Regions from separate parts of the Mus musculus genome. Here all the other regions are linked to region 1. A link is a loop called in an ENCODE intact Hi-C map of the cell type or tissue named here. Cell type or tissue: left cerebral cortex. All regions are shown on one strand. Region 1 has its middle 49 kb from the start of Gm31590. Region 2 has its middle 60 kb from the start of Zfp770. Region 3 overlaps G630016G05Rik (RIKEN cDNA G630016G05 gene). Region 4 overlaps Meis2 (Meis homeobox 2). Region 5 overlaps Gm13990 (a long non-coding RNA gene). Region 6 has its middle 76 kb from the start of 4930528P14Rik. Region 7 has its middle 30 kb from the start of 2810405F15Rik.

Evidence for each region. Peaks named below come from ENCODE experiments on the same cell type or tissue, not always from the same donor. Only the 100,000 strongest peaks of a DNase experiment are listed, where the experiment ranks them.
Region 2: a loop joins it to region 1, with 5 times the contacts of the local background. A loop is called at or near these places in 5 of 42 quality-filtered maps.
Region 3: it touches region 1 in a loop (6-fold over the local background); 33 of 42 quality-filtered maps call a loop at or near these places.
Region 4: a loop joins it to region 1, with 4 times the contacts of the local background. A loop is called at or near these places in 33 of 42 quality-filtered maps.
Region 5: a loop joins it to region 1, with 4 times the contacts of the local background. A loop is called at or near these places in 10 of 42 quality-filtered maps.
Region 6: a loop joins it to region 1, with 2.5 times the contacts of the local background. A loop is called at or near these places in 5 of 42 quality-filtered maps.
Region 7: it touches region 1 in a loop (9-fold over the local background); 14 of 42 quality-filtered maps call a loop at or near these places.

Annotation. Positions count from the first base shown.
Region 1 is chr2:115,853,676-115,857,675 of GRCm38, forward strand. No RefSeq gene overlaps it. Among named protein-coding and RNA genes, the nearest start is that of Gm31590, 49 kb to the left of the region's middle. In left cerebral cortex, a CTCF peak has its summit at 2,308 (motif pointing right); DNase peaks (open chromatin) are centred at 378, 524, 1,454, 2,334 and 3 more places; H3K4me3 peaks cover 1,697 bases; H3K27ac peaks cover 1,006 bases.
Region 2 is chr2:114,259,032-114,263,031 of GRCm38, forward strand. No RefSeq gene overlaps it. Among named protein-coding and RNA genes, the nearest start is that of Zfp770, 60 kb to the left of the region's middle. In left cerebral cortex, a CTCF peak has its summit at 1,521 (motif pointing right); DNase peaks (open chromatin) are centred at 725, 1,519 and 3,839; H3K4me3 peaks cover 233 bases; H3K27ac peaks cover 352 bases.
Region 3 is chr2:116,069,603-116,073,602 of GRCm38, forward strand. All of the region lies in intron 2 of G630016G05Rik (RIKEN cDNA G630016G05 gene), which reads left to right. Among named protein-coding and RNA genes, the nearest start is that of G630016G05Rik, 4.4 kb to the left of the region's middle. In left cerebral cortex, a CTCF peak has its summit at 2,054; DNase peaks (open chromatin) are centred at 41, 662, 1,724, 2,106 and 3 more places; H3K4me3 peaks cover 2,746 bases; H3K27ac peaks cover 3,521 bases.
Region 4 is chr2:116,058,631-116,062,630 of GRCm38, forward strand. It overlaps Meis2 (Meis homeobox 2), which reads right to left. Exons shown (of 12, transcript NM_001159568.1): 3 at 2,821-2,962; 4 at 2,051-2,101; 5 at 884-934; 6 at 1-150. Among named protein-coding and RNA genes, the nearest start is that of Meis2, 4.4 kb to the right of the region's middle. In left cerebral cortex, no CTCF peak of the experiment used is centred here; DNase peaks (open chromatin) are centred at 1,921, 2,399, 2,983, 3,251 and 2 more places; H3K4me3 peaks cover 2,615 bases; H3K27ac peaks cover 2,768 bases.
Region 5 is chr2:116,819,300-116,823,299 of GRCm38, forward strand. All of the region lies in intron 3 of Gm13990 (a long non-coding RNA gene), which reads right to left. Among named protein-coding and RNA genes, the nearest start is that of Gm13990, 57 kb to the right of the region's middle. In left cerebral cortex, a CTCF peak has its summit at 2,258 (motif pointing left); DNase peaks (open chromatin) are centred at 263, 2,005 and 2,274.
Region 6 is chr2:115,266,156-115,270,155 of GRCm38, forward strand. No RefSeq gene overlaps it. Among named protein-coding and RNA genes, the nearest start is that of 4930528P14Rik, 76 kb to the right of the region's middle. In left cerebral cortex, a CTCF peak has its summit at 2,292; a DNase peak (open chromatin) is centred at 2,260.
Region 7 is chr2:116,104,112-116,108,111 of GRCm38, forward strand. No RefSeq gene overlaps it. Among named protein-coding and RNA genes, the nearest start is that of 2810405F15Rik, 30 kb to the left of the region's middle. In left cerebral cortex, CTCF peaks have their summits at 1,326 (motif pointing left), 2,307 (motif pointing left) and 2,991; DNase peaks (open chromatin) are centred at 1,309, 2,306 and 3,861.

The sequences.
Region 1 (4,000 bases):
GCACAACTTTCAACCACAAAAACGCTGGACATTAAAAATAAAGTTCTTCTAAGCAAGAGGGAAAACTAAAGGCTGATATTAGTGTTTTCTTTTATCCCATGGAGGTATCAGTTGATCCCGTTTCTTTTGTCGGCCCAACTGAGCAAACTAGAAGGGAAGAGCAGTCTCTGACCAGCAACAAATCCAGGGTGTTAAAAGCAAGTTCCTTGGATGATTTTTCTTTGCCTTTAAAGCAAAACAAAACAAATTTTAAAATTTTATTTCCTCCTGGAGAGTTAATTTTGTTGCCAAAACATAGGCATGGGGCTGTTAACAAGCCATTTGAGAAGCTAAGTCTCGGTGATCTCTTTCTTGCAATCATAATCGGCAAGTGGCTTAAGATTGATGGTGAGGTATTTTCTGTCTCTTCTGGAGGACCTTCGTGTCAATTTATTTAGAACACTGACCAGACTGTCAATGCCTCCCAATTTTATTAAGCTGTTTGTAACCAAACACAGTGGGATTTCTACCCTTCCTCCCTCGTGAGTGTGAGAGTATAGTGCTGACTGCTTCTTGTTCTGAGTTCAGCTGCAGCGGGGTCCACTCCCTTGTGTTTGTTTTATTGTGTTTATATAGTTGCACGGACAGCTATGCATTCCCTGGGCACGCAAATACCTATGTACACATATATTTAAGGCGGTCCATGTGTTGTGCAGTAACTTCTCTTACACTTTACTGAGCTTAAAGGGGACCTTTCAAAAAAGTCAACCGCAGTGGCAGACTTCCTCAGAGAAGAATGTACTTTTAAAGTAATGCAATGAACTTCAAAACAGATTCCTTCTCGGCATAACAGCTTGCTTGCTGGTGCATATTTAAATCTATCTCAGTTATTACAATAGTCCCTAACAATATTTCAAGCTCAGCTGCACTTAGCCATCCCTATTCTGCCCAAAAGATCTGGGTTAACTCCCACCACTGCCTTTTCCTAGAAGCGCCCCTTTCTGTGGGGTCCCAGGGTGCCTGACCCAGACCTCCAACATCCACAAACGAGGGTGGGGATCTGAGATGTGAAAGTGGAATCTGCAGAAGAGCCAGGGTAGAGAATGGATTGCGCAATCCAAGAATTAGAAGCACTGGGGAGGAAAGACACACCTTTTCCAAATGCACCGTTCTTTCCTTCCCCAGAGCCTCGTTCCTCAGAATTGCTCTCAGAAAAACCCGCAATCTGATTCTTTAAAATAAAAACCAAAAACTCCCTGAGAAGCCAAAGTCGTTCCGCGTGGTAGATTGCCATGTCTGATGTGGGGGGTCCAACTGCGGCGGGGAGACCCTTCTGACACGGCTGCTTTGTCAGCGTCTTCTCCCAGAGGCAGAGGCGATGGAGATGGGTCGCGTTACCTGCTTGCTTGCGCCTTCTACCCTGTGCAGAAATCCCAGGAGAGAGTAATCTGGACGCTAGAAGTACGCCGCTGTGCACCAAACCCCAACTCTCTGAAACCAAACGGCGCACCTTGCGGTGCAGAGAGATGAAGTGCTTACACTCCGGAGGCGGCAGGATATTGGGGTGCGCTTCAGCCGCTCTGTCCGCGTTCAGCAAAAGCAAGAAAACAGGGTCAGGGAAGAAAAACACAGGCATGGAAAAGACCTGTTTGTGTATGGATACTGTGACAACTAAGACAGACAGACAGACAGACAGACACACACACACACACACACACACACACACACACACACACACACACACATTTTGAATGCTCTGGGATCCCAAAGATGTGTGCAAAAGGAATTACCTCAAATTGAGAACTGCTTAAATTCCAAAAGCGATTCCTGTAGACTTTTATAAACCTGTGAAATCCCCCCCCCCGGAGTTTGCTTTTACAAGTACAAGAAATATTATTTGGCATTTCTTGTTGCCCCTCATCAGATATCTATTTTTTAATAGCAATAATAATAAAAAGCCTTCAGGGTTGTCCATTAAAATATATCTTTGGAAGTTAAATCTGCAAGGGGGGAAAAAGCAAACTTGATCAAACCCCTACAGAATAAGGAGATTAGAAAACGAATCCTTTTGCTTAGGCATTTGGTCGTTTATTCCCCGAGGCCAAGTGAAAGGTGTGAGTACTTTCCTGTTTTATTATTATTTTTAAAATTTATTCATTTAAATGTTCAGCCATGACAAGCTATTCCCTCGCTGCAGCGGACGAGGGTGAGAGTAGTGGAAAGGGTAGGTGGAGAAGGGTGGGGGGCGCAGAAAAACACCGTTGGCTTCGCGGGGGGCTGTCCCGCCGCGGTCTGCCCTGAAGGCCAGCAGGGGGCGCTCTGATGTTATCTGTGGACCAGCCCGCGGAGCCGCTCAGAGCTCGGTGACACAGGCTTGGCGGTTTCACGCAGCTGCAAGAGGAAGGGGAGGAGGATCGTACCTCCTAAACCCTCAACAACGATTCCACTCGGCTTATTTACCTTCGGCTGGAAATGTATCTACGTTTCACTTCAACTAGTTTAGTGCTGCAGCTCCGACCTCTTTTCATCTGTGTCTTTACAGAGCACATATAATCACACCCTCTTGAAATATATATTAATGCAACTTATTAGAAACGACGATGAATAGTCAACATTTTTTTCGCCTGTTAGTTCCGCTGATCCAAGCAGGATTTATTTGCAGGTCTCACATCCCGAAGTCATAATGCGCCCCCATCCCACCCCCCACCCCCCTTAAATAAAATTGGTCAAATGTTGACAACCTGTAAGACAACCTACCACTCAAGATTAGTGATGGGAAACTAATGAGAAAATATCAGATCGCCCGGCCCGAGGGCTGCCAATTAAATCTTCGCTGATTGAAAAATAAAAGCGGACTTGGGGTGTGAGCCCAGCTCAACTTGAACTATTAATTTAACATGTTGCCGGTCCGTGCCTTCCCTCACTCCACTAGCGCCTCCCCCCTCCCCCCACCCCATCCCTCAACCTAAAAGCCAAATGTTATTTCTCGAAATATTTCAAGAGGTCCAAATCAGAATGATCATTTCTTACACGGTAAATATTAGCCCTTTAAGCAATATGATTTAACTAATTAGAAAATTTACATCATTAAGTCTCAGGGAGAGAAAAAAGAGAAACAGATCTGCCAATCATTTTAAAGGAGACAGGCACTATTGAAGTGTGAAGAAATCGGCTCTAATTCAAAAAGGCAATCGGGCAGAAAAAGCCCTCAACATTACCCTGCTAGTTATTAATCAGAAAGGGCCCTCTCTTCTCCCTGCGCCCCTCCCCTCTGGGCACTGAGTTTAAGTTCTTTTTTCTTTTTCTTTCTTTCTTTTTTCTTTTCTTTTTTCTTTTTCTTTTTTTTTTCTTTTTTTTTTTTTTGCCAGTGGCCCATGTCATATTTATATTGAGGTTTTGTCTGCTAAGGATTAAAATTTGAAAATGTTTCAATATGAAGAAAACAAAATCCTCAAAAGGAAAAAAAATTCTTCGTGTACTGGTAAATTTGTTGTAATGCACAATTCTCACACTCCTCCTTATTTTTATTCTTTCTTCCCATTAAGTTCTATTTTGAAACCTGCTCGGTGAGAACTAGATAGTCTTTGTGTTCTGCTCCCCTCCCCCTCCTTGTACCTCCTCCTTCCTACAAAGCAGAAACCTAGACTGAAAGCAGAAAAGTACAAATACATTAACAAAGCCTGACTCCCTTGATAAAAAAGGCCACGGTCTAGGCTTACAGTCAGGAGTCTACAGAAATGGGAATCTGTCCGGTGGGTCTGCAGACAATAGGACACATTGAGTATCCCCCACCTATATATAGGAGTCCATACAGTGTGTAGTTAGAGAAGAAAAGAAGACAGGTAGGTGAGAATAATTTTAAAGTGCACTGTGTGTGAGTGTGTGAGTGTGTGTGTGTGTGTGTGTGTGTGGCTTTTGTCTACCTCACTTCTTTTCTATTCAGCTTAAAACAGCAGCCTCATTATATGTAGGTGCCCCTTCCCATCATACTTACTTAAGCCCTCCGTTCACCACACACATA
Region 2 (4,000 bases), 1.6 Mb before region 1:
CTGATGGAGTCCATGTATAGAACTTACACACATGCTTGTTTGACAGGCTAATTTCTGCTTTTCAGCATCCAGATTTGCTGAGGGCAAGGCTTAAGCCAGTGGGTTTCTTTCTGTATGCAGGAGCTCTTTAGTCCCACATACATCCCTGAGCAGAGGGAAGGTCACAGAATAGTGGAAGGTACAGAATGCACAAGGCATCCTTTCATGATATAGAATGACTGAATTCTACTAAAAACGGTGCTTAGAAGTGTCATAATACTTATTTCGTAGTGGAATAAAGAAGGAAAAGGAAAGAAAAAGGGAAACGGGTAATTAAAACAATGAGGTTTTCTAAAGAAATCTTCAATCGTGAAGTCAAGGACATTGAGACAGAGGCAAATGCTGTCTTCCTAAAAAGAAATGTCTTTCAGAAAATTCCTTAAAAATTCCCCTGATAGGGTGGAGTGTGTATGTTAAGCTTATGTCTCTTAAGTGAATTTGATTAAATAAGCTACCAACTGAGATTTGTTTATTAAAACCTAAAGATTTAAAAAGCCCTTTGGATTGTCTCTATGCATGTCTATTATATTTAGAAGATTGCACCTGTGTACAATAATACTTTCTGCTCAGTAGAAGGAGAAGCACGAACAATCAGACTTAGAAAATGAAATTAAGCCTCATCTTGGGACTTTCCAGACCTAGTCTGCCGCCTCCATGAAAGTGTGGGTGGAACTTTTGCATTTTACAGGTTTTCGTGAAATCCTGCATTCACCCACAAGACTTGCTTTCTAATACTGGCAATGATGTTTCAGAGAAAGAAGTCGACAGGAAGGAAATGCTTAGGGCTTCTGTGTTCTCCCCACTCACTTATTTATTTGCAAATACTTAGAGTCTGCCTTGTTTTGAGCATATGCACATTTCTTGTATCTGGAGAGACAGTAGTGAAAAGGATAGATGTGGTCCCCGCTTCTGCGAAGCACATATTGTGAGCAGGAGAAACAACGACCACGCAAATAAGTCCGTATTGAAGGGTGATGAGCTGCAGGAAGCCAGTAGGATGATAGTGTGCTGGAGACAGGTACATTGGGAGAGTTGTGATGGTGGAAGACGGTTCTATTGTGACGGGACAGATCCAGGCTTGTGAGAAAACTTAGGAAAAAGCCCTCCCATGGAGGCAGCAGCGACAGCATGCATTTCCCAGTGTCTTCCCACATAACTTGCTGCCCAGTGTGTTGGGGATAAATGTTAGCTTCCCCCAGCTGCTCTTCCCAGTGCATGGGTCTCTCGAAGGCCCCAGAGATTGCAGACCCCTAAGAGCATAGATCACTTGAAGAAGTAAGCGAGGCAGAGAAGTGGAGAAGGGGTGTTCTACCATTCTCAGCAAGAAGTTGTACTTTCACGCCAAAAATATGTTTTTCTCTCTCTCCACATTTAAAAGAAAGCACTCTTGAAACTGAATGCAAGAACCAAAATTAACAAAGTAGCCTTACATTTTAGGGAGGTTTGATTATAGCATGTGTTCTTTCTTTTAGCCACTAGAGAGCAGTGCAGCCCATCAAATGCACCAGGAGGCTCATGATCAGGGCTGAGGTTTAAAGTGAAAGTCCACACCACAGGTCAACTTCTGCCCTTCCCTTTCCTCTCCTATGCCCTCAAAACCCCACTGTCTGGTTTCCTGCAATCTAACGTTCACAAAAATAACCTAGAAGCAAATTTCATGTTTAGAATAAAACTCGGATTCTTTGGGGGGTGGGGGTAGAAATCAGTGCATTTAATCTTGTTGAAGGCTATTGGGAGCCTTCCCAGCAAAAGAGGCTCAATGGCTGCAACCCAGATCCACACAGAACAGGGGCAGGGCTTCTTGAGACTCTTCGAGAACAGACTGAAGATTAGGGTGCGTAGCCAAGAGGGCAGGGGCGTTTGTACTGATAAGCTGAAGGCCAGCTAGCTGTTGGTTTGGGTGGCAGCAGAGGTGGTCTCACCGCACTAGCCTCAGTGGGCCCAGGAGACTTCTTTCTGAGCCTCTCAAGTTTCAGGCGAAGTCCAAGCTGCCTGTTCACTGTTCTGTTGTATTTCTTCATTGGTCCTTTTACGAAGCATGGAAGAGAATGGGTTGACAAAAAGAGAACGGTGACAGACTTCTAGCTATATACACTCAAATAAACCCAAGGTTTTCAGATACGAATTTACACACACAAAGGTAAGAATCTATAAAACGGTGGCTACCTGAGCAAGGACACAAGTTGTTCTCCTAGGCAGCCTCTACTGGTCTATTATAACAAAACAAGTGGGAGAGAGAGGGGGCAGGGTGGAGAGGAGCCATTGGCCGGATGACCGCTTTGTCTTGCTTTTCATTAGCACGTAAGTGACTGGCGCTGGAATTGCATGCCGGACTTTTGGTTCTGCTGGTAGCACACTGTGCTCAATAAAAATTAATCCATCAATCAACAGGACAGAAAATCCTATCCTGCCAGAAGCAATACCTCCTGTTTGTCCCATACAAAAGCTAATTAGAGTGTTGGGTGTTGTAATGGAGGCAGAAACTGAGCAAAATAGAAAAAAAATGTCCCACAAATTATCAAATAAAAAATGAGACGGGGAACAAAAAACAGATAGCAGTGGAAAGCTAATAGTTCTTATTCCCCCCCCGAGGATGGCCTCTTTTGACTCAATGCAATAGAAGTTTGTGTATGTGGGACTCTGGAGTGCCAATGTTTGTTGGTCAATGTTGGTCAGGGGCATCTTTATTCTTCCCAACTACTTACCCTAGAACCACTTACTGCTGTGCTCTCAGAGGTCTGGTCTCTAACCCGCGTCTATCACAAGGGCTTCTGAGTTCACTGGAGTTTTGCTTGGTCAGGGACTGGAAAGAACAGTTCATCTGGAAGGAGGAGCTGGGATGCTGGGGAGGCCACAGAGATGGTATGAAACGGGAGTAGAAAAGCTAATAAGTCATTTGTGACTCCCTGAAGAAATGTGTAAGGGTGGAGAGGACACACACACACACACACACACACACACACACACACACACACACGGTTGACAATGACACATTTATACATACACACAAGGTATAATGTCACCAATCCCTACCTCACACGAGGTTACCTCTTGAACTGAAGACTTAAATTCTAGAAGCTCTAACTTTCCCAATCTTAATATTAACGGAGAAGTTCTGGAAATTGCTATAATCATCACAACTGGTTCAGTGTTATTAATTTTCCAGTGGTGTCTCGCAAACAAGCCCTAGAGGTGAGAGAATGGTCAATACAAACAACCCTTTCTTTTTCTTCTTATGTCACAAGGCATGACTAGCCTGCGCACCCTGCTACCTAAAGACACATTTATTTAAAAGAAAAAAAATAAATTTAGAAAACTCTAGGGTAACCAAAGTTTTCTGATATTGGACTACTTAGGGGGCTTGGGGGGAAATTAAAAATTATACACTAATATAAAATAATTTGTCTGTGATATGTGCTTACTTTCTTGCTATACTGAATAGAGGGGCACACACTGAATTCCAATTAAATATTTGTTGTTTGACAGTGGAGCTCGTTGGGAGGGATTTCCCAATGGGCCTGTGGTCTTAGGCCTCATCCCCAGCACCACCTCCCACTTCAACAACAGAATGATTTAGCTGTTAATCATGCTTTCTTCAGCTGGCTCACAGCAGGAACATTAGGCTCCTTCTGGTCACTTCTTTAAAGACCAGCAAGGTCCAGGGCTTTGGATTTACCTTCCACAACCTTTGCACAGAGAAGTTCATCTGAGGACAGAACAGAAACATCTGAGTATCCACCCCAGCCACAGAGCTCAGAGAAGCCTCCTTCACCTGCCTGTATAGCATTTGTGTGGGCAGAGAGAAAGACAGCAAAGAGAGAGAACAGAACGTGGGAGGAAATGAGGGGAGAGCAATAAACCAGGGACCTAAGAAATAATGTGCTCCCCTAAGACGAAAGGATGGACTATCCAGAGACTACCCCACCCGGGGATCCATCCCATAATCAGCCACTGACCCAGA
Region 3 (4,000 bases), 220 kb after region 1:
TCATTTACTCTCCCACATTTGAGGTGAAGGGAAATAGGTGGGGCAGCCCCAGAGACAGACAAGAGATGGGGGTCACAGGCGCCATGCACACCTCAGTCAACAGTCAGCCCCTTCTGCCCAGGCTGGAAATGGTTTTAACAGGCGGTAAAATTTCATCTTGCGGTGTCAAATTGGGGTCATTTTGGGGTTAGAGTTCTCAGTGTCCGTGAGGAGCTGTCCAGCTGTGTGGGGACTCATTAACTGCAAAAGATCTGTTTCAGTAAAAACAATTCAAAGACAATTGGAAGGCTAAAGACTCTCTACAAATCGCGTTTTACAAGTGCCCCAGAACAAATATGGTTGGTAAAACCTATTTCTTCACAATCTTAAATCAGCTACTTAGCTCTGGAGTGGGGGGTGGGAACATTGAATTAAAAAGGAGGTGAAAAGGGGGGTACTGAAGGGGGTGAATGAGAAAGAGAATTGGGCCTCTCAAATTTAAGAGTCTGTTTTTAATCACCCCCTTTCTTATTGAAGCATCTCCTAGACTTCTGAAAAGCACTCCTTTCTATTTCTCCCTTTCTTCTTTTGATCCCTTGTGGAATGTTACTATAGGTAACATTAAGGATTTAAGGGAATAATATAAGCCCCCTAGTTCTGTAGTCCAACGGCATTGGCTTTTGGGAGGGGAGTTAATTTGAAGTAGCATTTATAAACTCCAACTTTATTTTAGCTGTGCTTGTTCAGCCTCCTTGAGGTGGTAATTGCGGCTGTTCTTTTTATATCCCCCCTCCCCAATGTCCAGATCCTCTGCACAGATAACTCCACATTCCTCAGAACTGTGAGGTCCTGAAGTGTTAATCTGTGTATTAAAATCACCAGATTTAAATCCCTTTTGTCTTCTTTTCAACAGTTAGAACAATTGATGCTTTATTACCAGAGCCAGTAAATCCAGCCTTAATCTTGTTTGTAACTTTAGTTAATGTTTTGATTTGGAATATTTCGTATCAAGGAGAGTTTTATTGAAGAAAGAAGGTGAGATTATGTTTGAATTGGGGAGGTTCTGCTCAGCCTAATGGAAGATAACTTACTCCTTTGAGTTAAGAGGGGTTTCATTGGGTCAAAGGAAAGCTCATTGCTAAAACGGGAGGCTAGCCATAGGAAATGCCAGGGTTTTTGACAAACAAGGTTGATACTTAAAAGTAAAATATCAATAGGAACGAAGGACCTTTATTTCCTTGAATTAGTGAATCTAGCCGGGGTGGGACCTCAAAAACACACGATCCATTTGCTTTTTCTCTTGCCATGTCCACTTCTGCTCTCAGGTTTTCTCTTTCCATCTGCACTACTTTCCTTTGGGTTCTAAAGGAGGGTGAGTTTTAAAAGTCCTTTCCCCCTTTCTCCAGGATTCCTGGGCTGTCTGTAAATTGTTCTCCAAGGGTGCTGTGGTCCTGCAGAAACAGCCCTGAGTCTTATGTTATTGGGACAAAGGCTCAGGGCTTAGGTTGTCTTCTGCCCTGGTCCTGCTGGCTGACAGTTGGAATTTTTGATATATATTTTATTTGGCATTTCTATTAACGTGTTTGTCCCACACTCCAGCCCTTGGAGCCATTTATTACTTTTAAAACGTCTCTTCTCCGTAAACCTCCGCTCATCCTTGTGAACTGTTTTTGACCTTCTCCGCAGTATAACTGAAAAGTTACAGTAAAAAGAATTCTGCTCACTTGCTTACCTCTTACCTTGGTTCGTGCTCTTTCTAGATGGTGTCTACCCTGGGAAAGGGCCCCTGTCCTCACACCACTACTACCACCACCTTACTGGTTTATTTTTGCTTTTGCTTTGTGTTTACTTTTATTTATTGGTTTTTTTCCTTTTTCACACCTTCGTGCTCTATCATAGACTTTTTTTCACCCTGGAAATACGATCAAATGAACCGACAGGTTAAAAAAAAAAAAAAGATGGAGTGGAATTGTTGCATTTTGCTTTTGCCCTGTTTGATTTCTTCCCATTTTAGCTGTTTCCCTATGGCGCGGAAAGAACGGGTTTCAATAAATAGCCCTCTAGCGCTATCTGGCGGGGCTCCAAACACTCTGTGCACCGTGGCGCTGTCAGTTTCTCCTTCCCACGCCCTTCCTCACTTCCTTTTCCTTTTCCTCTTGCTCTATCTCTTGTCATTTTTGCGCTCTGTATCCCATTTCCAGTTCCTTCTTTTCCCCTCCGCCCCTTTCTAGTCTTTACTACAGATTCCAATGCAGACAGGGACACCCCCCGCCCCCCGGACTGGACGGTTGTAACTAGAAGGCAGTCGGCCACCCAGATCATAAAGACTTTCCAGTCCTGATCCAGAGTGACTCACACTCATCTTCTCCCTTTGTTGAGCACCTTAGCTGTGTTAAAAGTGTTGACGAGCCCAACACTCCGCGGGTGGTGTTTTGAAGGGGCTTAACAATTGGGAAGTTTTCTGGAAACAAGACTTTTTTCTCTCCCGGATTCCGGCTAGTACAGCTTATATAAGTTTGAGATCTGAAAGCCAGGAAGCCCCGTGTGGGAGAAAGGAGGCTTCGAAGGGATTGGACAGCACAGCAGGGGACAGAGTTGTTGTTGTTGTTGTTTAGGGGAATAAGATACTCGGTGCTCTCGTCCCCGGGGAAATCTAGGTTTCCAAGGGACTGTCTCAGTCTGCAGTCTACATCCAAGGCGCCTGTCCATTTGTTCTTCCTCAGTTAGCCAGATTTATTCCCAGAACTCCCACCAATCACACACACACACACACACACACACACACACACACACACACGCGCGCACACTTTAGAGACAAGTGTCAAAGTGGGACTAGGAAAGCCCCCTAGAAAAACCACATGGTGAACCAACACACACCGTTCGAGTAAGCCAGTGGGGCTAAACGGGAGTTACACGCATCTTCCTGTACTTAAAACCGCTCAGTGGTGCGAGCCGAGGTTAAGGAAGACCGAGACCCAGACAGTAAGCCCTGCTAGGTGGCTCATCGATAGGCTGCTGTATCCATTCATACTCTCTATTTTTCTCTTCCTCTCCCGTCTCTCCCTCCCTCTTTCCCTCTTCCTACTTCCTTCCAGCCCTGTTTCTCTCCCCCCTTTTCTCTCTCCCACCCTCTCTCCATCCCTCCCTCCCTTTCCTCTTTCTGTTTATCCTCTTCTTCTCTCTCATCCTTTCCTCCATCCCTTTCCCTCACACTCAACCTGAGAAAAAGCTCCAATCTGTGCTTTAAGCAAATGTCTTCCTTCCATGTACTCCTCTAAACTCTGGGATTCACGTGGCCAGAAGGCTTGTTAGGAACTCCTAACGGCTTCGAAGTAGAAAGGAGGCTACATCTCCTAACATACCTAAAAGGTGTGTAGTGCAGGCATGAGCAACTTTCCTTTGTAAGTGTTCTGAACGAAAGAACGAGGCTCTACTCTGGACCTCTTTATATACAAATGACAAACAGAATGGAAAATAGCAGAAAGGGTGCCCTACTACCAGCTCTACTCCCTAAGAATTTTTCTCACTCACCCCCCATTTATGAGGGAAGAAAGCACAGTTTGGGTGTAATTAATTGAAGATTGTTATTAGGTCATCATTAGTCAAAGTGCAAATAATTGCTCCCCATTTTTACTTAAAATTGACCAGCCTGAGAGTGATAGATCGATTCAGAGGATAAAAATGATGTATCAAAACATCAATGTCGATTATTTGAAATATTGTAGTCGAATTTTTTTTATTGCTTCATCGGTTAAGTGTCTGAAAGTGCGGTGTTCAAACATATATTTATGTTGTCAATACTGTCAGAATTGTCAGTTTTACTATACCGGATATGTACTACATTTCAAATTTGTTCATTTGCATAAAATGCCCACCCTAGGATTCCCCCCACCCCACCCCTCTCTGGAAAATCCCTGTCAGCTTTTTCAAAGGATTCTGCAATCTTTGCCTAAGCTAAAGTGGTCACTGCTTCTCAACTCAAATCTCCAGGATGGACTCCACGTCCTTTTCGCATTTGTTT
Region 4 (4,000 bases), 200 kb after region 1:
GTGGTCGGCGAGATTTGTGGAGGAGCCTGAAAGTTCTTCATGATCTGACTTGGAGCTTCCATCTCTCTCATCAATCACGAGGTCAATGGGCATTTTTCCCTTCAAACAGCTAATGTACCGGTGGCAGAAGTTATCACATAGTTCGTGGACCTAGGAGGAGGGTCATGGCGAGGGCTCAGCTCAGGTTGTCTTTATAGGTTTCATTTTTTAAAGGGGAAGAATATCAGGTTGCAAGGTTACATTTGTAGAGAGCAACAATGTGATGTCTTCCAAAATAACTCTAATTAAGGGGTGTAAGAGTTGAAGGCAAGGAAACAATAGGGCAATTGTGGCAATAGATATTATCCTCCAGAGACTCCCCAGAGCAACAAGTTACAAGAAAGAAAGAAACTGAACTGGAAGTAACTGAGTTCAGACTGGGGAAGCAGAGATGAAAGTGTGATTTGGTAACTCAGAAGCATTTAAACACTAGAATTAGGGACATTTGTGATTCTGTTGTGTATGTTTCCTGGGGAAATGATTGATCTATGTATCAAGGCAAAGACACCCCAGAGAGGACTCTTCTCTCTGCTTGCACCTAGCAAGAGCACTGGGTCCACGATAAGCTAAGCTAATAGAGACACAAGTAGACATTGTGTCCAGCAACACAAATGGCTCTTGCTGTACTTCAAATAATCCTGAGCGCCTGGGGGTGGGGGCTTTAAAAGTCAGAGCTGCCCTGATTCCCATATCCTCTGAGCCCCTGGGTTAAGAAGTCTATAAAGGAGGGAAATAAAAACGTGATCAACATCTCCAGATGTGTAATCCCTCAGTCTGGAGGCTTGTAGCATCTCCAATCATCTGGTTGAGAGAATCAAAATTCGGACTGTTGTTTCCTGCTTACCTTTTCTAACTCCAGAAGATGAAACCTTAGTACTTGAATTGCTTGTATCATCTGAAAGGGAAATTTAATAGGATAGAGTTAGGGTTCTAACACATGCAAGTTGTGTGTGTGTGTGTGTGTGTGTGTGTGTGTGTGTGAAGGTCAGTGTGCTGAGGAAATTGGGCAAAGAAAGAAGAAACCAGCAGGTGGCCGGGCAAAATTCACACACCAAGAAATAAGAAAACCAAATTATTACTGATCATCTCTGCCTCATTGGCTACAGTAGTGGGAATTAGTATACAGGCAGCCTTAGTATGAATTCCCCCACCCCACCCCCACCCCACCCAGTCCTCACAGTGTGGTGTTGGTACAGCTTGCATTCTCCCACCAGGTCTTACTCCACCCCATTCCTCTTTTACAGTCTCCTCCTACCCTCCACCTCAGGTCAAATTGGAGGAGGAGGAGGAGGGGGGAGGAGGAGGGGAAGGAGGAGGAAGGAGAGATAATAGAAGAAAAATAAGAGAGAAGAGAAGAGAAGAGAAGAGAAGAGAAGAGAAGAGAAGAGAAGAGAAGAGAAGAGAAGAGAAGAGAAGAGAAGAGAAGAGAGCTATTTCTTTGGACAGAAAAGCCTTTTTAGAACTGCAGACTCAGAGCAAACCTCCTCTCAGAAGAAGGAAATACTCCAGATGAATGGAGAGGCTGGGCCTTTGAAAGGGGATTTAAGTACTTTTAATATTGAAATCCTGCAAATTAGCAAAAGAATTGCACCTAAAAGTGGCCTGCGCAGGATAGCCCCTCACCCCCAACCCAGTCCTAGCCCGCCTTTCGCTGCCACTGCCGGAGCAGTTACTTCCTTCAGGGCAGCGGCCTGGGGCTCCAATGCCTCCCCCGGCCTGTAGAGGAAATCACTCCCTTCTTGCCGCTTACTCTCGAGGCCAAGACCTGGGAAGCATCCCTACTCGGCTCTGCGCCGCGGCGCCTGCGGCTGCCTCGGTGGGCTTCTTAGCCCCTAAGGCCCATACCGCCCCTGGCTCGCCTTCCACGTAGGGGCTCTAAATAAGTCTCTTCCCCTGTGTTTTCCTAGGAGGGCTCTGCCGAAACTCCATGGAGCTCCAGGAGCAAGTGGGTGACTCTGAGTTTGGGACGGGGCCCCGAGGCTGGAGACAAGCAAGAAACATTGAGCCTTACCAAATTATCCAGCTCTGGGTTTGAGGAAAAAAGAGGCTTTTCGGCGCGAACCTATAGGAAGCAGGGAAAGTCAGAATGAATCTTCAGCCCATTTAAAAACAGAAAAACCCTATCGGCCACTACTCTGGGTTGTGGGACCCGGTTCTCTGGAAGGGCAGGGGCAGAAGAGAGGACAGGGGCTTTGGTAAAATTCAAGAAACAGATTGGTGTCTTAAGTGAGTTGGGTCGCTGGAGAAACAGCAGGGCCTTCAGGTCCTGATCTGGTGGGGAGAGCCATACTCTACTTCAGTTGTAGCAGGGTAGGCAAGGCGGCTCGTAGATCCTCAGTACCCGCTTCTGCAGCCGGGTCAGAGGCTGGGTCCCCCCATCTCCAGCACCTCGGTGCCTGTGCAGACCTCACTGCCAGGCGCCTTGTTTCCTTTGCTCCCGGGCACTCCCAGGTCCCTCCCAGCCCCTCTCCCCAATTCTTGTTCAAGTAGCTGCAGGCGGGGAAAAGGCCAAGCCCCAGATTAGGAGCAGGTCAACTTTAATTCGAGGGTCGAGCCCCTGTATTCCTGGCTGGGGGGAAAAACAAACACCCATATTTATCTCCCTTTCCAATTCGCCTCCAGGCTGAGGGGTGGGGAGGAGGCGCAGAGTGCCGAGTGGGCCAGAGAAACAGATCGGGTGTCTTGCCTTTTCCTCCTCTTTCAAGTCAAACTCGGAGGAAGGGGGTGGGGGAGTGGAGGGCTTCTGTGGGGTGGGGGGTGAGCGGGTCAAGAAGGTTGGACCTGCTTGGCGAAGACCGCGATGTCCTCGTTGAAGGAGTCAGAGGAACAGACGTCTCCGCCGGCCACTCCGGGTTCCCGGGGAGTGCAGGTCGCCAGCTCGCACTTCTCAAAAACCAGAGCTAACAGAGGAAACAACGGGTGCCTAACGGGCAGCGCCACGCAGAGACACACGCACGGAGATGGGGTGCAGAGGGGAAGGAGCAAGAACTGTAATCAACAAGTTTGGAGGGTTTGCATTCCTTCTTTAATACAACAGGCACGCAACACACTACACCCTCAATCAGCCGAGCCTGGGCCACAAACAGAAAGGAAACAGCCTGGCCTTTTCCCTGGGTTCACAGGTCTTTTCAGATCAGTTCGGAGAAGCCCCCGGCCACTTTAGCCCGCCAAGTAAACATATACTCAGTTGGGAAGTAATGAAATACGCAAGAAGGCCAGGCAATTTAGAGCTCGGAGTAGATCCAGACCCCACTCCAGAGACGCCTGCCACACAAACCAGGGCAGGGAGCGCTATTTGGTGCCCTCCCGCCCCCCACTCCCATTCTGAATTGATCTAACGGGCGGTTCAGACCCGGCGGAGGGCTTCACCAACATCCACACGAGAGAGACTTTTCACGATTTTAAGAAGGTCTCATCTCTCCACCCTTTGCTTTATAAACTTGTTTGTTCTGCTTCCAGTAAAGCTCCGGTAGTAGGGCCAAAATAATAAGAATGTTAAACAAGAAAGAGCTTCCATCGAAAGACCACATTTCTCTCAGCGTTGCAGCTCACAAGAATAAATAAACCGCGTTTCAAAACTTAGAAGTGTGAGTGCCGGGCGCGTACGCCCTTTGTGTTCCTCCGGGCGGCTTAGCTACACCTCGGGATGCTTGAGGCCTCAGGCTTTAGGCTCAGTTGCTGTTTACCCACTGTCCCCTCCCCTCGGCATCCCGCCGCCTTCCCCACCTACCCTCAGCCGGAAGAGCCGGGCTAGTACTCGCTTGGACCGTGCTTGCCCACCCCTCCCTAATCTCTCCGAATATAAAATAATTTCCAGCCATTTCCCTGACTCCCAAGAACGGCTGTGTGTGTAAGCGGCAGTCTCTTCCACCCCGCTGCACTTCAAGGTCTGCCCCCTTTATTTACAGAGAATTAAGAAGTGAGTGATTAGGACTTCCTGGCCGACAGAAGCTGCCCTGAT
Region 5 (4,000 bases), 970 kb after region 1:
AGAGAGAGAGAGAGAGAGAGAGAGGCAGAGGCAGAGAGACAGAGAGACAGAGACAGAGACAGAGACCTGATTCCATGGGATGTAGCAAATGAGGTTAAAGCTATTTAACACCCGCTATGCCACGCTCTTGTTTTCTAACCCCAAGCAAAGCTCCCACCAGGCTGAAGATCAGGGTCCCGTCACAGCAGCTTTGAAAGCGGCTCCCTATTAAAGAGGGGATCTGACACCAATGCAGCACAGCAGATAAATTAGTCTGCAGCCCCGTTCACCGTAGCTTCGTGGTTCCCCCAGCTTCAGTTCCCCACAGATGATCCAGTTGCCACCCACGCAAGCCGCTATAAGAGGATTTCCATCAACATCCTTAAAACCGATTTTGGATTTTTGTCTTTAGTTTTCAATGTTTCAATCGTCCATGACCCAGCCTTTTTTAAAAAAAAAAATCCAGATGTGCATTGTTTTATTTTGCTTATTACGACTGAAAATGTGTCTCACCTTTTTTGTTGTATCATAAAATTAAGTTCTTTAAAACATTTAATGGAAGATTTACAGAAGAATAAAATGTCCGTGCTTTTGTTGGTTCAAGATCTTGCAAACCCTTTCACCACAAAGTTTAGAATTATTTCCCAAATGCCATATTTCTGTTGCTTCACTACTCTGCTGATTGCCATGAAAGCACACCACGAAGTCAACACTCTCTTTTTAAGCATATAAAAAGCATATTAAATAGCTTAGCTACAAGGGTGGGCATACATTCCTTCAACCCAGGTAACAAAAATCATTTTAGCATCCTTCAGATCACTCCTTTCAATAGATCCAACCCTAAATAACAACAAAAGAAGGGGGAAAGATAATATGGACTTGATTTTTGAATAGTTCTTCCCTCAATTTCCTGTTCTTAGTTTTGGGGGATAAAGGGAATGTTAGAGGCTTCTTCTTTTTCAGAAATAACAAAGATTCAGGAAATTCTATCTGTAAGTACTGTGTGTAGCCTAAGACTTCCCTAATGCATACTGATCACTGTGCATACAGTAAACAAATGAACAAACTGTGCTCTGCTTTGGTCATATTCTAAGTTTCGTGGTATTTTAAACAAACTACCTTAGAAATGATAAACAAATAAAAGAATAGAAAATAACTACAGGAAACAGAAAACTTGGTGCTTAACTAAATAATTCTCCAATTGCCTCTTTTTTTAAAGCATAAGTAGAAATTATCGTTTAAGGGACAGCATTTGTGCTTGTTTGAAACCAATATGGATATTTTGTGAATGAGAGTGCTTTGACTTGCTTTTACCTCCCTGTTCCTGCTTTCTGTGTGCGTGAATACAACCAGCATCAGACACGAAGCTAATTGGAATCAACTGCACCCATCTTCACAGGAACACGCCGGAATGTGTACCATTCAGGCTCGGCTTACTGTAATATCCTCTATGGGATAGTTGACCACAGGATTCTCATTCACAAACAGCCAGGTTAAACAGTTAAATGCTAGCAAATCCTGCATAGCCCTGTGGGAAATTTCACTTTAATCCTGAACTTATAAGAGGGCAATCAAAGCCCAAAGCCCGGGTAACAAATCTGATCCTCTGTTGCAATCTGTGCCCTCCTGGGAAGGAGAGAGGTGCTCTCCGTACAAGCCCAAGGTGGATAAATACCTAAATGATGAGATAGCCAGCGAATGCAGAAGAGGCATCTGGCCTCAGCCATTCGCTTCCAATTCCATATTACACAGTGAGAGGCAATCCTCGCCCAGCTCAGGAGCAGCCAGTGCTGATTACTAGAAGTGAAGTGTGGCTTACGGAATGATTAATGACAGTGTCTGGAGCAAAACAAAGCACAATGAGGGTTATCTCTAATCCACCTGCTTTCGGATGCTATAGTAAGGGAATGAAAATGGCCCCCGAGAGCCCTGATGATAAAAAAAAAAAAATCAAACGAGAAAGGTGCAAAGCTGCAGATATGTATTAATCTGATATCTAAAAACTAGGTCTTAGCTTGAATAAAGCATTAGGCATGAATGGAGCCCCATAGGTGATAGATACTGGGCCATAGTGGACTTCACATTGTCTGTATTTTTTAAATCAAACAGAACTGTTCCCTTCAGTATTGCCTTTGACATTAATAGGTTGGTATTTGAAAAGTCACAGTTCACTAGATGAGCAGGCTTGTGAGTGCAAGCTCATTAAACAAACCCCCTTTTCTTGTTGTCCAGTAAAAATGTATATATATGGCACCATACCACCACCTTGTGGCTTCTCTGTTCTGGTGCACACCACTCCCGGAGAGAGGTCTAAAATTCAGTCACCTTTTCCATATGTATAAATCCAGGTGGGACGTAATTAAAAGAACAATGATGTGCTTTATAAGCAAGCACATTTATGGGCAGCTTTCACCAAAGCCAACACATTGCCAACAAGATCGTTCGAGTTTCATAATGTATCTTTGGATGCACTATGAAGCCTGAGCCTGGCCATTTCAGTTATGTCTGGTGGAACTTCAGGCAACCAGTGAAACAGAATGGCATGACATCCAGTGTCTATCTGAAGAGAGCAGGCAATGCCATTTTCTCCACCTGCTCCCTTGGAAGTGCTCACTGGCTTCCAGACTTCAATATAGCTAAAGAGAAAACATGTGCTTTAAATACAATACGTTTCATAGTGTTTTCATAATCTTTCTGAATGTGGGGGAGACTGCAGAGCACCATCAAGCCCCTTTCTGTTCCTGTCCCTAAATATACATTGACAGAATTCTAAGGACAATTACATTTTCACTGTAGGACATTTACAGATTCACCATGCATTAGCTGCTCAATGTGAAGATCATACTGGGGACACAATGGCATTCTCTGCTGTCTCTTGAGATGCAGTCACTCCTATTGGAAGGTAACAATAGTAGCTCCCTGATCCGTGCTGCCTCTGGACATCACCTTACTCTCAGGGTTAGGAAAGCTTAAAGATGAGTATCCATTGCACTTTTCTCTCCTTTAATCTGATGAGCAACAAGTTAAGTGTTAATTCATATTTCATGAGAGATTTTTAATATTGAAAGTCTAATTGAAGATCTAGTGTTCCGTTTTTAACAAGGCTGACACTACTGTTGAAAGAAAGCAAATACATTATTTTAATTAATATCAATTCCTAAGTGCTCCTGATTTATATATTAAACAAAGAGAGAAAGTGTCTTGTCACACACGACAATTGAGTCTGTATTCACCTTCATTTACTCAGTGCCCACTCCCCCACCCCTTCTTCCGTGGGAAATGCATGATGGAAGCCGCCATGTAGGAGCGTGTGTCTCGTACACTGTTAGGCTGAGCTGCGATCAGTCTCCCCTTACTTCCTCAAGTCAATTCTAGCCAACAATGCTTGTCTCCCCCTGACATCTCCTACAAGCAAATAAACAGCTTCTATTGTTTTAAGCGTAATGCCTCTGTGTATGGCACCACCTTTCAATAATCACAGAGGCCAACAATATGTGTGTAATAAAGGCATAATGGTAGACCAAAGGAGATAATTAATAATAGCATTTTAATGCAGCTGGGAACAGAAATTGCCTTACAACCCAGAGCGTCTTCAGTTATTTAGCTAAGTACAGAATCACCCAAGTGGTTAGGGCCTGAATGGAAAAGTCCTTTTAAATGTCATTGCCACAGGATACAGGAAAACTCCAGTTCCTTGGAGATGCTAGCGAGCCTTCAGATCATCATTAACTCAAATATTATCTATTAGGTATATTTTGCTGGATTTCTCTGCCCTTCCTTCAGTATTCACGATGGCAGTAATTGTTTTGCCTTTTGGACTCATCCCTGTGATGTCCTCATGAACTCTCTACCCCAGAGTCTGCATTGTTCTTCTCCTATCTCCTCACTGCTCACTGTACCTACCATAAACACACTGTAAGTCATCCGTGTCCATTTCCAAAGCAATAACTTCAAAGGAGACACGAGAGCACTCTGTGCTTTAGGAAACACACTATTTTTTGGTCCAATGTCTACTGCTACA
Region 6 (4,000 bases), 590 kb before region 1:
AACGCACCAAGTCCATTCTCCATCGTGACTTTCCTAATAAATGACCTCTGTGTAGTTTGTTGTCCTAGCCTTTGTTTGCTCATCTAAAAATGGGTACACTCATGATTAATTTCAGAACTTTCCAGAGATCAAACATGAGATAACAAGTTTGAAACTCATTATAATGCCTGTTAAATAATATAACTTGGCTAAATAATTATTTCCTTTTTACCTTTTTTTCTCATAGCTGGGATAATTAGTTGCCCTTTCCTCTCACTGTGTCCTGTATTTCAAAATATATTTTTCCCCATCAATCTCCAGTAAATTATCCAAATCACTTTTATCTTAGGCAATAATCTACACAGAAACATTTTATTAGTAAATAAACTGACATTCCTTATAACACTCCAGTGTCATTACCTTCTGTACTAAAATCTTTTACAGCTCAACCCTACACCCACACATTGTCAATCCATAAAGCAAACATTGCAAACACATCAACCAACTGGAATCTGACTTAAGGAACCATATAGTGGTAGATATTTCTAAGTCTCCAAAGCAAGTGTGATCCCTGCAGGAACAGCACTGAGCGAGCACTGAGTTGACCGCTTGCCTCTCTAACACATCTACTCAGCTTACTTTGGGACCATCTCAAAAGATAATAAGAAAGATATGGCCTGCATAAATTTTAAGAACAATTCAAATATAAGTGATGCTTGGATGCTTGGATGGATGAAGGAACTGTGATCTTCTGATGAAAGAACCATAAATCTAAATAAGTAAAAAAAGCAAAACAAATAAATAAACAACTTCAGTTGTCCTCCTACTATATCAGGACATGAAGACTGGCACTCCTACTGTCTGTCCTCTATTGTACTCTATAAGCCATCAACTTGCATGCCTTCCTTGGGTGAATAGAAGAGATATGTGGACATTGCCTGCTCTTTCCCAGCCTCAATATCCTGCTGTCAAAAGAGGAAGTTAAGAGAGGTGAGGAGATGCAGGAAAGAACAAAGACACTCTTAGAAAGGTTGTTATTGAAAATGCCACCCATGATGCTCTGTCACTCCAGGGCAGAGAGGTGGCTGGCACTTCTGGGAGACACATTTGCTAGAAGTTGGTTTTGGCAACATTTAAAGACTAGACTTCTGCTACCTGCCTTGTCTCCTGGTGACTCTGTGCCAGGGTGTTTTGCTTTTTCTGGGTCTCAGTGTCTTCACCTGAATAGGCAAAGGATTGAACCAGCTCACCAGGAGACATTTCAGGAATGACACTTCTGGCCTCAAATTTTGGCACTTTATGTGAAGGATTAATAAGAAAAAAATTGCAAAAGAAATATTTTAAATTCTTCATAATTTTCATTAAAATTTTCTTATTTTGAAAGTTCAAGTGAGAATAGAATAAAGCTAAGGCTAGATATATAATAAACATGGGAGAGGCATAGGGAATAATATAAAGAAATAAGTCAGGAGGTTGAGTCTAGATATGTGTGCTCTTCCTCCAAGTGTGGTAGGACTTTTCTGACACAGAGACACAAAAGACACAGACATCCCGCCACTTGGAGAAGACTGGCTTTGACCCTGAAATATTAGGGTGTTACTGAGAGCCAGCCCTGAGTTTACAGAGCCTATGAAGCAACTCTAATCATGATCAAGAAGAAAATGGATGACTCTCCCTTCCTATAAGACTCAGAAAGAAATTGTGTTAGCTACTTTTCTCATCACTAAGATCAAGTATCTGATGGAAGCAATTTAAGGGATCATAGGCCTGTTTTGACTAATGGTTTGAAAGATATGGTCACTCATCGTCAAAAATACATGGCAATTGAGTCCACTGGCTCTATGATGAGATATCTCACACAGCTTGTTCATTCCAGTGGATCATAAAACAAAGAGAGATGGGGCTAGGATCCAGACTAGGTTATAACCTATAAGAGCCTTCTGCCAGAAGCCTACTTCCTTTAGCTAAGCCCTACCTCTTAAAGGTTCTACAGCCTGCCAAAACAGCACCAAACAGTGTGAGCCAACTGTTCAGATATAAGCCATTTGAGAGATGTTTCCCATTCAAGCCTAACACTGACTTTAGATACTGCTTGTCAGCTTGGTCACAGTGTGAATGTATTTTCCACGTGTAGGCATTTGGAAAAGGAAGGTGAGTCGTGATGTCTGGTTCTTTTATGATTTAGTGTGTCACTTGCTTAAAATCAATGAGCTCCCCGTCCGTTCAAAAGACTTGATTTTTGTCATCCGTATTTTCTTCAAAGCATCTTGGTGAGAGCTATGGGGAGAAGATTATTCAAAGGAACAGTGGATGGCAGTGTTGGTTTGCAGCTCTAAAGGAAAGCAATGAAAAGTGCAATTTCTTTTTAAAAGTAGCACAGATTTGACCTTCTGAAAGAGCCACATGGATGTGAGTCTAAACCTGTAAAGAGTCATGTCACTGGGTTCAAAACATGATAAGGAACTATGCGTGACGATTTGAGAATCCCATTTTTAAGACATGGAAGGAAAACGTGACCTAAAAAGATAGTGATCTCTTAAAACTCAGTTTTACATACTGTCTTTATGGTAGCTAAATGATAATTAGTTAGCACACAGAACTAACAAGTCAATAGATAGTGACCAAGGAATACAACTGGCATCTTAAAGCTCACGGTAGCCTTGTGTCTTTAAAGAGTATAGGGGGAGGAAGTTTCAAGATAAAAGAGAAAGAGACCTGACAAGAAGGCAATAGATACAGTACATGCAATTAAGTACTTGTGAATTTATCAATTAATAAATAGTAGCTCTCAAATGCTTGCTTCTTTCAAGAGAGAGATTATTGGGTTTTGTGTTTTCTTCCCCATATCCTCCAATTTTTATGCCTTCTACTTTACCACCATATACTCAATTAAATGTTGACCCATTCAGGTATGCATAGCTTCACTCAGTCAACAAAAATATTTAAGCATGTGTACAATATATGGAACCACATACAGAGTTCTCAATGAAGCAGGGAACAGACACACAGGAAACTAGGCAATGTGACTATAGCTAAGTAGCTTGTTCAGATGTCTCTGATTGATCAGTGAAAATACAGTACATTTTTTTCTCAATTACCCCTTTGCACTATGTCAAACTTCCCTGTTCTGTGAACATATATGAAAAAATTTATAGAGGGTCCATGGCTGTTCTCCAAGAGGACTTGGGTTCAATTCCTAGACTCCACATGGTTGTTCACAACTATCTTAACTCCAGTACCATAAGCTACAATGCCTTCTTTCAAACTGCTAGCACTGAGCTCACACAAATATTCATGCAAACAAAGCACTACTACATGTAAAATTATATTAATTTAAAATTTAAAAATATGTTTATTAGATATGTTTTAAATCTTTCAAGCATTTTTGTCATTAAAATACTTCTTTTTTTTTTCAATTATTTTGTAGTCAAAACATATTCTTTCTGCCACATTTAAAGATACTCAATTATTCATATCTGGCCAAGTATGTGGCTGAGGGGAATTGAAGATGGAATGGGCAGGTAGCATTTCTTATTCTTCTGTCTCACCTTTGATCTTATTTGGGAGATGGGAGGGTGTTTGAAGTATGCTCTGGGATGCAAATCCACCTGATACAGATCCTTCATCACACATTCAAGGCTTAATTCTAAGGCAGACTCAAGTGCTTACCTCTGCATTTCTGCCTGAATTAACACCTCTGTGTGTGAAGGCAAGGTTTACCTAAATAGCTTCCAGAGTTTGTAGTGCTTTCCACAGTAAAAACAGCATTCGACTTGTTTTTGAATCCTTTGTCCTAACCTCCTGGCCTCTGTAATACCCACTGACACATAAGGAATTGGAATCTTCTGTTGATGGCAAATACAAATGCATTCTGCTAATCTTTCTGGTTTTGTACTCTCATCTCTTTCTTTGCAACTGCATGCATCCTACTCTGATAAACCTGGAGCAAATGAGCAAGTCAGAAGCCTAGTCCAATGATCAGTTGAGAAAAGAGAAACCAATATGCCTTCCCAGAAGCATC
Region 7 (4,000 bases), 250 kb after region 1:
CGGTTAACATGTCAAGAAATCTCTAGCTCAGATAAGAATCTCGTAGGGTCTGCTCTGTGCAAAAATATTTAAAACCCAAAGCAACCATTTAAATGTTGTTTATTTTGATGGGCCAGGCAGATTTCTTTGTTTTGTAAAATGTTGCATGCCCAGGTTTTCCCTTCGTGGGGGCAGTTTTTGTTCCAGTATCCTATCATTATTTGCTCCCAAAATTTTATCTCTTTTGTTTAAACCATCTAAAAATAAAAGTGGTTGTTGATCTAATTTTCTCATGAGCTTAATTTGTCAATTATCAAATCACATTGGTCAATACAACGACTGAATCAAATGTGACCCTGACGGTCTCACTTTTAAAAGCTTCTGTAGCCTGTTTTGTTATTTCAATGCACAGTATTTACAAGCAAAAGCCTTGAGCTGATCAATAAGAAACAAAAATGCACTGTCCCCTGTCATTTCAAAGTCATCCATTACAACAACTCAAATATAAAACTCAACTGCTCTGGAATACAAATAGAACTGCATAATGAGGCGTATGTCTAGAAACGAAAAGAGCACTTTTGAAAGTATTTTAGGAAGTATTAATCTAATTCCAGCTATTAATTTTTGATTTTCATTCTTGAACGTGTGGATGCTATAAAAATGATATTAAAATGTATAATGCTCTCCTACCCTCCCTCCCCCCCTCCCCCTCATCTCCTTCCTTCCTCCTTTCCTTCCTCCTCTCCCCTCCTTCCTTCCTACTCTCTCTCCCTTTTATTCTGGTGCAGAATAAAGAGTAGAGCACCTCAGAACACTAGATTTCTCCTCTTCCTACTTCAGACAAGGGACACTGACATGAATATTGGAATCATGTAGACGACTCAGGAAGACAAACATTGAAAGAGTCTTAGGCGAGTAAATCTCACTTTCTATTAGATTCTTGGTAAACACGGGGCACATAATTGATGATAGCTTCTTCTCTTGAAGACAGTATTAATTTTTTTTTTACCAATTCATTTTATGCCGTGGCTTAGAATAATGCTAAAAACAACACCAAACAAGCCAACAATCAAAACCAACCAAACAATAAACCCCACAGAGCAGGCACTAGTAGTGTTGTGTTACACACTATACCTAATGACCAACACTACTTAGAGATGCGGGAGACAGATAACTAACTGAACTTACTTTGCTTTAACTATTCCTTAAGGTTCCAAACACAAGCAAAAGCCATTGGAAGCTTAGCAGTGGTGGCATTTGTCTGGAACCAACGCTAATTTTTGCCACCATAAGCATCTCCTAAAGCTTGGTGTCATATCCCGTGTACAGAAAGTGACATCTACTGGAGAAACCAGAACTGAATATTTACTTTCCAAACCTCTTTTTTTTTTTTTTCCCTCCCTGCCAAACTTCCAGACAAGTTGCAATATCCTCAGGCTTATTCAAAGTTTGTAAAACAAAGAATTTTATTTGGCTGAATGTGGTAAAGCCTGGTTTGCCCGTGTCATTCATTGTTTTCTTAGGGATGTCCGTCGGGAAACAATGGTTATTGGGATCTCACAATTATGTCCTGAGAAGTCCTACTAAAGTCAGGGAAAACACAGCTCCGACAGGCCCTTCAGGGGACACCGAGGTCTTAAATAACCCACTAACCACTAGAGCTGAGTGAGCCTCTTCTAATAATCTCAAAACATGTTTAGAAAATGCCTAACTTCTCTAAGTAGTCTGGAAATTGTAAAAACAAATTGTAAAACCAAGTTTGGGATTTGATTATATGATTTCTTTTTTCTGTGCTGGATCTCTCCTCTGAGTTATTTTGTAATCTGATCATTTTCATCCATTTATGCTAATTAGATGTATATCTAACCCTGAGTCCAAGTTTCACATTTTGTCCCTGAGTGTTGGAGGATAATACCCAGGTGTTTGTCCTTTCTGTCAGGTCTACAAACTGATGTAAACAATGAAAGACATAAATTACATCACTTTCACCTTTCAGTTTTAGAAATTCGTTCTCTTACTATGGCCCAAAGTCCTTCTGATCTTAATAGAAGTTGTTGGTGTAGTTACCCTGCCGGCTTGGAGACAGCAGGCCAGCTGCATCCTGAAGTCAAAGAGTGTGGTAGACTTTAGCAGTGACTGGCAGAGCTCTTTCCTCTGCTGTAGCCTCATACCCAAAGTGGATGCCTCTATCCTGAGATTATGCCTCTGCAGTTCAACACCAGACTTCCTATCTCTGCTTGGTATTGAGTTTTAAAACTTTGATTTCCATTAGTTGTTTTCTTTCTTTCTTTCTTTTTTTTCTGTAACAGGGTTCTCGCACTCCCTCTGCTGGTCTTGTTAATTAACAGAATCAGTCTTTAGGAAATGTAGTCAAAGAGTGAAGCTGGAGGACTCTCGAGGAGGACTGTAGAGGAGGACTCCCGAGGAGGATCGCTGAGGAGAACAACTGAAGGAAACAAACAAACAAACCCAAGGTTGACTACTGAGCAGGATGACTGAAAGCTGTCCAATGCCGTGCCAGAGATTCGTGTTGCTTATCCTCCAGATGGAGCAAAGGCGGCCAAGCAAAATTTGTTTTTAGGTGGCAAAAACACATATATTGCATGGTTATTTCTGTATCTTGAAGAAAGAATGTCACAAAATGATCGATTTCTTAAAAAAAAAACTGTATCCTTTCTCCACAACAATAGAGCTGGTTGCTCATGTTCCATTCAAATTCATGTATAATTAATAAGAGGCATAAAGATATGGTGTACCAATTTTGTATCTGAGTGTTTACACCCTTGGAGGCTAGGTGGACAGTTCGGCTTTAATGGTGGAATTCCGAGCTCTGGTTAGCGACACAGCTGCCCAGTGGCTAAACTCCTACATCTCTCTGGAGTTGCAAGAGAGTGACAGCTCTTGGCAAAGCCCAGGCCTAATCACAGCGCAGAGAAATGACTTTTGGAAGGTACATTACCAAGCAATTAGGAGCCATTTAATAAATTACCCCTTACGGAACACTTTGAACCCTAGTGGTCTGACGAGGTTAATGCACCTCTCACAACTGAGTGTAACTGCTCGCTTTCCCGGGGGTAACACCAAGGCCATAGCTCAAGCAACCCCCTTCTCCTGAGTGGCCTCTTACTCTTGAACCACTTCCCTAGTTGGTATCCAAAGCCCACGCACTTGCCCTCCCGTCTGCAGGTCATATACGACATTTTCTTACTGCGGCATCCATTGGGCTCGCGGCTCATGGGGACAGAAGACTTTGCGCTGCGGTTAACACAGCCCTGCGGCCTTCTTTCTGCTTGTTTACAAAGAGGCCCATTTTTCACATTTATAGAGAATTTGACTTCTGAGTTCCCTTTAAGATGTGACATCTGATGCAATTTCCTTTCCTCGGAAATTGTTGAGTAGCAACTATACTTTAAATGGATCCAGTATTCAGAATTAAGTTTTAGGGTATTAAATTTGGAAAACATCCATGGTAGGTATATACTTATAAGCTAAAAATTTATTATGGACACACACACACACACACACTCACACACACACATTTCAAAATGGAGGCGTGGAAGGAAATTCTACTGGATACTAAAACAAGATTTGAATAGTGAAAGTTTTATGATTTAATTTAAATCAAAAGTGAGAATTTTGGAACAGAAATATTTATGGAATTTCAATCATTTTAAAAGATGTTCAAAGAATGGAATTAAGAGAGAGAGAGAGAGATTTCAGAGAGATACCTGCATGCCTTCATGAGGATGACACTGTGCTAGCCCTCGGGGTGGCCTGGTGAAGGACGGTTCCCCAACCAGGATCTACATTGTCACAGGGTATGGAATGTTTATTCTTTTCAAAGCTCTGCCAAGAGCGACAGGAGATGAGTAAGACATGGTGTAGGCTTTGAGAAGCTTACAGTAGTGTTGTCGAGCTAGGATTTATGTGTGTGGGAAACTCGGAGCAATGAGTGGAAGTAGTAGAAGGCAGAGGAGTCTGCTCAGGAAGGCTTGGTGGAGTCATGGCATTTCCTCATGCC